2 separate regions of the Homo sapiens genome follow, and region 1 is linked to region 2. A link is a loop called in an ENCODE intact Hi-C map of the cell type or tissue named here. Cell type or tissue: heart right ventricle. All regions are shown on one strand.

Evidence for each region. A loop is a pair of places that touch in the nucleus more often than their neighbours do. Peaks named below come from ENCODE experiments on the same cell type or tissue, not always from the same donor. Only the 100,000 strongest peaks of a DNase experiment are listed, where the experiment ranks them.
Region 1: it touches region 2 in a loop (2.0-fold over the local background); 8 of 110 quality-filtered maps call a loop at or near these places.

Annotation. Positions count from the first base shown.
Region 1 is chr9:129,130,223-129,134,222 of GRCh38, reverse strand. PTPA (protein phosphatase 2 phosphatase activator) reads right to left here. Exons shown (of 10, transcript NM_178000.3): 5 at 2,584-2,701. Among named protein-coding and RNA genes, the nearest start is that of PTPA, 21 kb to the right of the region's middle. RefSeq lists enhancers at 545-1,045, 2,139-2,693 and a silencer at 2,246-2,447. In heart right ventricle, CTCF peaks have their summits at 2,162 and 2,364 (motif pointing left); a DNase peak (open chromatin) is centred at 2,372; H3K27ac peaks cover 348 bases.
Region 2 is chr9:129,256,449-129,260,448 of GRCh38, reverse strand. IER5L-AS1 (IER5L antisense RNA 1) reads right to left here. Exons shown (of 7, transcript NR_187590.1): 3 at 3,517-3,551; 4 at 2,647-2,678; 5 at 2,065-2,120; 6 at 1,567-1,655; 7 at 1-1,448. Among named protein-coding and RNA genes, the nearest start is that of IER5L-AS1, 22 kb to the right of the region's middle. RefSeq lists an enhancer at 1,304-1,842 and a silencer at 1,976-2,025. In heart right ventricle, no CTCF peak of the experiment used is centred here; a DNase peak (open chromatin) is centred at 1,898; H3K4me3 peaks cover 1,267 bases; H3K27ac peaks cover 1,762 bases.

The sequences.
Region 1 (4,000 bases), 130 kb after region 2:
CACTCAGCAATTCCACCATATTTACTGAGCACCTACTATGTAAGCAGTCACTGTCCATGTTACGCACTAGGAGACAGTGACAAGTAAGTCCTTGCCCTCAGAAAGTTTATGATCTATCAGGGACAACAGACATTATAAATATACAGTCACTACTATGATTCCAGCTCTGAAGGAGAAAGACAGGGTACTAACTGGAGGATATCACAGAAGGACCCTGACGTAAGGGTTCAAGGTTTCCCCTAAGGAAGTAACATCTAATCTGAAATCTGAAAGATGTGAGCTGGCAAGGCAAAGGGAGTGAGGGAAGCAAGAAATGCATTCTAGCCAGAAGGAATAGCATGTGCACAGGCCTTGAGGCAAGAAAAAGTTTGATCTGTTTGAGGAACACTAAGGAGGCCAGTATGTCGAAGGCAGTGAGAGCAAGGGAGAACGTGTAATGACAGGAGGCTACAGGTCACATGGGCCTTTTGGCCATAGGAAAGAGCTCAGACTTTACCCTAAGAGCAATAGGGAGCCACTGCAGGCTTCTAAGCAGGGAACACATGATCAGATTACAGGGTGAAAAAGTATCCTCCTTCCTTTCCCAGTCATATCAAACAGGAATGGTCTGCACTGTAGGAACAACTCACTGGACTGTGATTGAATCCCATTGTTCACAATGTCACACAAAACCTATCTGGAGGGAGGTGAGAAGAGAATGTGTCAGAGAATACTTCTGTCCTGTCTCTGGAGGACGAAGACCCCTCCAGGGCCTGGAAGCTTGTGAGCTCAGTTTCCTTCCCCTGCCACAGTTTCCAATTATGACCAGACAGGGCCCAGGCTCCCATTGTTCAGGGGTTCACATGCAGCTGGGGCACCAACCCCTGCTGACCTGGCCAGTCTTCCCTCTTTGATCTTTTCCTGCTGGTCTTAGTCAAAGCCCCACCCGGTCCAAGAGGGCCCTTCTCCAGGGCCTGCCTCTGTGGCTGGGGCTCCCTCCTGTGGATCACATTCCCCAGACAAGGGGAGGGCTGAGCGGTGCCCCATCTGCCTGCCTCAGGGAAGGAAGGCGGGCCCTCACCAAAGCAGAGGTCCTCCTTAGCTGCACAGGCCAGGCCCTGACCTAGAGAACGCCTCCCTTCTCTATTTTTGAGAGATGGGGTCTCAGCATGGTGGCTCGACAGGCCGTGCCCTGACACAGAGAATGCCTCCCTTCTATATTTTTGAGAGATGGGGTCTCAGCATGGTGGCTCCACAGGCCATGCCCTGACCTAGAGAACACCTCCCTTTTATATTTTTGAGAGATGGGGTCTCAGCATGGTGGCTTGCACCTGTAATCTGAGCACTTTGGGAGGCTGAGGTGGGAGAACAGCTTGAGCTCAGGAGTTCAAGACCAGCCCAGGCAACATGGCAAAACCCCATCTCTACAAAAAATACAAAACAATCAGCTGGGCGCAGTGGCTCACGCCTGTAATCCCAGTCCCAGCACTTTGGGAGGCCAAGGTGGGTGGAGAAGTGACCTCACCAGAGGTCAGGAGTTCGAGACCAGCCTGGCCAACATGGTGAAACCCTGTCTCTACCAAAAACACTAAAATTAGCCAGGTATGGTGGTGTGTGCCTATAGTCCCAGCAGAATAATCGCTTGAACCCAGGAGGTGGAGGTTGCAGTGAGCCAAGATCATGCCACTGCACTCCAGCCTGGGCAACAGAGTGAGACTCTGTCTCAAATAAATAAATAAATTGCCAGGCTGGTGGTGCACACCTGTAGTCCCAGGTACTGGGGAGTGGGGAGATGCAGAGGTGAGAGGATCACTTGGGCCCGGGAGGTCAAGGCTGCAGTGGGCCAAGATCACATCACTGCACTGCAGCCCGGGTGACAAAGCAAGACCCTGTCTCAAAAAAATAAATATATAAATAAAAATAACTTAAAATAAATTTTTAAAAAAGAGATGGAGTCTTGCTACGTTGCCTAGGCTGGTCTTAAACTCCTGAGCTCAGGCAATCCTCCCCCTCAGCCTCCAAAAGTGCTAGGATTACAGGCACGCACCACTGCACCTGTCTACACTTCCCTTTTAAAGTGTCCACACACTCCCTCTCCTCAAAGTCCAGGTCCCTTGGCTTACATGGACCACAGATCCAAACAGCCCAATAGCACAGAGAATGTGGCTAAGAGACAAGGGGTTCAAGGGAGAGGGTGTGCCACGACACTGCAAAGGCCACCAAGAAGCGTTCCCATTTCTCAAAGCTTCAGTAAGCTGCTGCCTTGACACACAGTAAGTGCTCAATTAATAATTATTTTGGTGATGATGAGGAGCTCAGAGACCATTTTCACAAGAACAGAAAGCAGCGCTGCGCAAGCACCATGCACGGGGCATCAGCTCCCCCTGGTGGACCACAGCAGAGCTGCAGCATCCGGGCCTCCCTGCATGCCTACGCCCTCCCTGCCGGTGAAGCCACCCTAACCCCAGCTGGCCCCAATAGGTTGCAGGTGCTTGGCGAATTCTTGATTGCTCTCACTTGCTCAGAGGGCCCAGAGACCACCTGAAGCCCAAAACAGAAAGCAGTGAAGCTAGATAAGTACAGAGCCCCACAAGCAGCAGATACCTGTGCCGTAGTCAATGCGCGTGGAGTTCCCCACTGACTCCTTTAGGTAAACAGCCACCTCAGGCACAGCAGCTGCCAGATGGGTAGGGACCACTGTGGCCACCAAGTTTTCTGCTTCCTGGTAACACAAGAGACACAAAGTGGTGGCAGCATATTAAGCAGCATCCCAGTGGGCAGGTGCCCAGGGGCAGCACCTGACTGGGGGCCCACACTGCCTTGCCAGGCCAGCTTGGTTCCTGTTCTGACAGGCCACAGAAGGAAGGGGAGGGACAGCATTTATTCTTCCACAGCAGAAGACTACCCAGGCGACTTATCATCAACTGATTTTTCCAGGGCACAGGAGTCTAGGGGCAAAACAGGAGGAATCTGGAAAAAAGCCTCAACCCTCCCATGTGGTAACTCACTGGAGCCCCACAGAGACTCTGGAAGGTCAGTGCTATGATTCCCACACAGGCCACCTTCCTTCACACTCTCAGGTCAGCAAGAGCTGGTGTCATGTGCCATCAAAAGACGTGCAGAAGAATGTTCACAACAGCACTGTTTAGAGTAGCCAAAAGGTGGAAATGCAATGGAAATGTCCATCAACAGTGAAATGAATAAATTGTGGTATATTCATACAATAGAATACTACACAGCAAAGAAAAAGACCTATAGCTAGACATGAAAACATGGATGAATCTCAGACATGACATTGAGCAAAAGAAGCCAGAGAGTTATACGAAGTTCAGAAACATGGAAAAAAATCAATTTATGGAATAGAAATCAGAATAATCTGGGCGATATCAATTGGGAAGGGGAGCACTCCAGCTAGAATGTTCTATTGCTTGACATGAGTGGTGAATCCATGGGTAAAAAACTTGGCATGAGTGGTGAGTCCATGAGTAAAAACATGTAAAAATCCATCAAGCTGTAAAGCTATGATTTGTCAGCTTTAAGATATAACTTAAGGCTGGGAGCAGTGGCTCACACCTGTAATTCCAACACTTTAGGAGGCCAAGGTGGGCGGATCACCTGAGGCCAGGATTTCGAGATCAGCCTGGCCAACATGATGAAACCCCGTCTCTACTAAAAACACAAAAATTAGCCAAGCATGGTGGCGCATGCTGTAGTCCCAGCAACTTGGGAGGCTGAGGCAGGACGATTGCTTGAGCCCAGGAGGTCAAGGCTGCAGGGAGCTGAGATCATGCCACTGCACTCCAGCCTGAACAACAGGAAAAAAAAAAAAAAAAGATCATGTACCATCTTAAGAGTCCAGAGGCAGGCCCGGGCGTCTCTTGGGAACAGCACTTCACTGGGTCCTGAGTCCTCCCCTCTGCTCTATGTGAAAATATTGGGCCAGAGCAATTAGGACCCAAATTTCCTTAAGCTCAGTTGTAGACAACTGGCATGAGCCATCTCCTGGAAAGCTAGTAAAAAT
Region 2 (4,000 bases):
TATGACCAAAGAGGCAAGCAAGGCACAGTGCCCACCCCAGAGGGCTCTCAGTGACATGAGGAGGCAGCCTCAAGTTCAGATCTCTTTGGGCCAATCCAGTCAGTGAAAAGCACATTTCTGTTCCAAGGGAGGGCAATGAAAGGGTCTGGGGGGTCAGGGAGGCTTCCTGGGGGAGGCGAATAAAGGTGGGCAGGACAGTTCAGAGAATGGGAGCCACACAGGCCAAGGCCAGGAAGAACCAAATGCCCCAGGATCTTAAGAGAACCAGAAGTGATTTACTATTAAGGGAGCACAGGGGTGTGAGGCGGAGGGTGGGAGGGGTCATGGATCCGGAGGAACCAATGGGGTAGGGCAGGTTGAGGGCCTGTGTGTGCCCAAGGAGAGTTAGGATGCTCCCTTGCAGATGACAGTGCCATGGAAGTAGCGACATCTGCATCTTTGTCTTGGAGTGGGGGCCCAGGGGACTGTGGACAGAGGGAGGTTAGAGAGATGACAACAGTGGATAGGTGCTACTGAAGGCATCTTGGGAAAATAGCGGGTAACCAGAAAGGGAGTGGTGCAGGAATGGCGAGGCGGAGGTGGACTGCAGAGATTCCAGAGGTAAAACTGTCAGGATGGCGTGGTCGGCAGAACAATGCCTCCAAAATGTCTGCATCCCAATCCCCGGAACATATGGATCTCCTTCTTATATTTCATGACAGGGGAGAATTAAGGTTGCAGGTGGAATTGAGGTTGCTAATCAGCTGATTTTGCGATGGGGAGATTATTCTGGATTATCTGGGAGGACCAATGTAATCACAAGGTTCTTAAATGTGGAAGAGGGAGGCAGGAGAGTCAGCGTCACAGCGATGCTAGGGAGGAAAGACTCGGAGCTATTGCTGGCTTTGAAGACGGAAGGGGGCCAATGTGGGCGGCCTCTATACTTGGAAAAGGCAAGGAAACCGATTCTCCCTCAAGAGCCTCCAGCAGGAACACTGTCCTGCAGACACCTTGAATTTAGCCCTCTGAGACCATGTCAGATTTCTGACCTATAGAACTGTAAGAGAGTAGATGTGTGTTGTTTTAAGCCACTCAATTTGTAGTGAGTTGTTACAGTAGCAATAGAAAACTGATACAACTGGCGATGGGGATGGGGCTGGGAGAAGGGGCATCAAGGACATCTGGCTTGGGGACTGGAAGGACGGCTATGCCACCAAGCTCGAGAGGCTGCAGGAGGATAAACGCGTGGGATGGGAGTCCACACCTCCTCTGGCTGCCGCACCTGAGGGAGCAGCCCAGCCCAGCAGTGGGCACGGAGCCCAAGGATGGGGGTGCATTCGTCATCACAATCAGGGGTGCAGTCGCTGCTGTAGGATGGATAGGCGAATGGATGCAGGCGAGGTCCCCTACGATGCCTTGGGTCTCATGATTCGAATATCAAAACAACCACACTTATTAAGCTTTCGGTTCTAGAACAAGACAGAGAAACAGAATTTAAACCTCAAGGTCTGAGGTCAATGTGGGGTTAGAAACTCAGGGCCGGGAGGCATAAGCAGAAACCCTGCGGGTTCTCAGATGCCCGCGTACCCGATTCTTCCTGGAGGAAGGGGAGCAGGTGAAATTGACTGGGTTCCTCTCCCACCTCTCTTTCCGTAGCAATTCCTTTTTTCCCTTTCCTTCAAAATAAAAAGGAAGAGGGGGTGCCCTGCTCGCAGGAGAAGCGCGGGGCCCATCCCCGCCCGGGCCACGCGGACCCCTCCGCCCGGCTTCGTTCCCCGCCTCCCCCGGTCCTTTGTCTCGCTCCCGCGCTGCCGCGCACATGGTCCCCTGTCAAATTCTGGGCGGCTCCCGGGGACACGTGTCTGGGAGCCCGCAGCTCCGCCGGCCCGCGTAACCATGGAAACCGCGGCCAATGGGAGGCCGTGTTGCCCGTGGGGGCGGAGCCGAGCGCGCCCGGAGCAGGAGGGGCCGGGAGGGCGTGGGTGGGGCGGGGCCGATACGACAGCAAGCTCGGGGCGGGGCCCGGGTGACCCCGACCCCGGGCGGTCCGCAGTGCGGAGGATGCTCACCGGGCTGACGTCTTACCGCGTATTTTTGACATCTTGACAGCGTTTCCTCGGCACTCCTGGGATTTTCTTTGCCTATGAAGTGCTGAGTGTGATCCCACCAGCAACGCTTACTAGCGATATGCGTTGTGCAAGTGACTGAGCCTTGCTTTGCCTCATCTGATAAATGGGGGAGTTGTCAGGGTCCCGCAAGATATGCGATTAGCCCAGGACTCGCACCCAGAGGTGACCAGTAACAGCAGTGACCCTTACGACAAACGGCCTTTTTCCTGCTCCTATGGAAAGAAGGACCTCATTCGTAAGTGAAGGATCCACCCTCTCAGAGGCTCATTTGCCCAAGCCTGATCCCAGTACCTGCCTCAACGTGCCTGTCGACAAACTGGGAAGATGGTACTGCAGTCCCTCAGGGTCTCATGCAGCATCCAGGCTGCTGAGTTCCCGGAGGTAGACACAGATGAGCATTTCTGGGTGCAGGGGCAGAAAGAAAGTTACAGTGCCAAGAGCTGGGGGCAGGACAGGGTTTGCCTCCCAGCCGGGTCACCCTCACGGGCGTTTTTGCCTCTCTGGGAAAAAGCATCTTGTGAAGCAGTGGAGATGATACCTGCCGACTTCCCACTCCACGTGGAGGAGAATCTGAAATGAGAAAATGGATTCTCAAAAACCTCTGTTTCTAAGTAAGCCTGAGAGAGTTCAATGGAGGCAGAAACAGATGGCTGCACCGAGGGACCGCGTCCCTCTTACCTGGCTTCCCCAGGGCCCAGAGCAGGGCCTGAGACCAACAAATACCCCCTAGCCAGGAGTTTCAATGAGCTGAAATCTGTTTCACTTTTAGGAAGAAGTGGGAAATGCACTCCTTCATTCATTCACTCATTCATTCATTCATTCAACAGTTTTCTGTAAGTCTGCTGTGTGCCAGGCACTGTGCTAGATACCCAGGCTACAACTGTGAACAAAACATTCCTGTCCTGAAAGAGGTCACCGTCTGGCTGGGGAGACAGACGTTAAAGAAATAAACAGGCAAACAAACACGCAGCCACAAATATCCATAAATGCCCTGAAAGGAAAACTCATGAGCCATGAGCACGTAGGAAATAAAAAGGAGCTGGGGGAGGGGCAGGCAGGGCAGGCCTCCCTGAGGAGGTGACCTTTAAGAGGGACCTGAGGACTGAGCCAGAGTTAGCCTGGTGAGGAGTGGAGGAAAAGAATTTCAGGCAAAGGGAACAGCGTGTGGGTGCTCTGAGCCTGGAGGCCAGAAGGAGCTTGGGCATGCGTGCAAGGACAATGTCTGTGTGGTCCAGAAGCCGGCAAGGGAGGCGTCTATGGAAGGCCAGTTAGATAGGGTCACACTAAGGATCTTGATTTTCGAAAATGGCCACAAAATAGGCTCCTGGGGACTTAAACTAAAATACACACCCCTGTTTTTCAAAGTGATTCCCGGGATTGGGCTTATATTCAATCCAGTTTCACTCACCTTCTACCTGTTCCAATCTGAAGGCACTGGACAATCTAGAATCAGAAATGCATTTCATCATACTCTGCACATTGCACTAAGAAAGAAAAGGAAGGCTGAGGCTGGGCATGGTGGCTCACGCCTGTAATCCCAGCACTTTGGGAGGCCGACATGGGCAGATTGCTTGAGCCCAGGAGTTCGAGACCACCCTGGGCAACATAATGGAACCCCATCTCTACAAAAAATACAAAAATTAGCCAGGTATGACCCACAGGTGCATGCCTGTGGGTCCCAGCTACTCAGGAGGCTGCGGTGGGAGGATGGCTTGAGCCCAGGAGCTCGAAGGTGCAGTGAGCCTTGATCACACCACTGCACTCCAGCCTGGGCAACAGAGTGAGTCCGTTTCCATGAGAGAAAGAAAAGAGAAAGAGAGAGAGAGAGAAGGAGGGAGGGAGGGAGGGAAGGAAGGAAGACTTTTAACAGGAAGATTAGAATTAGGGTTGGA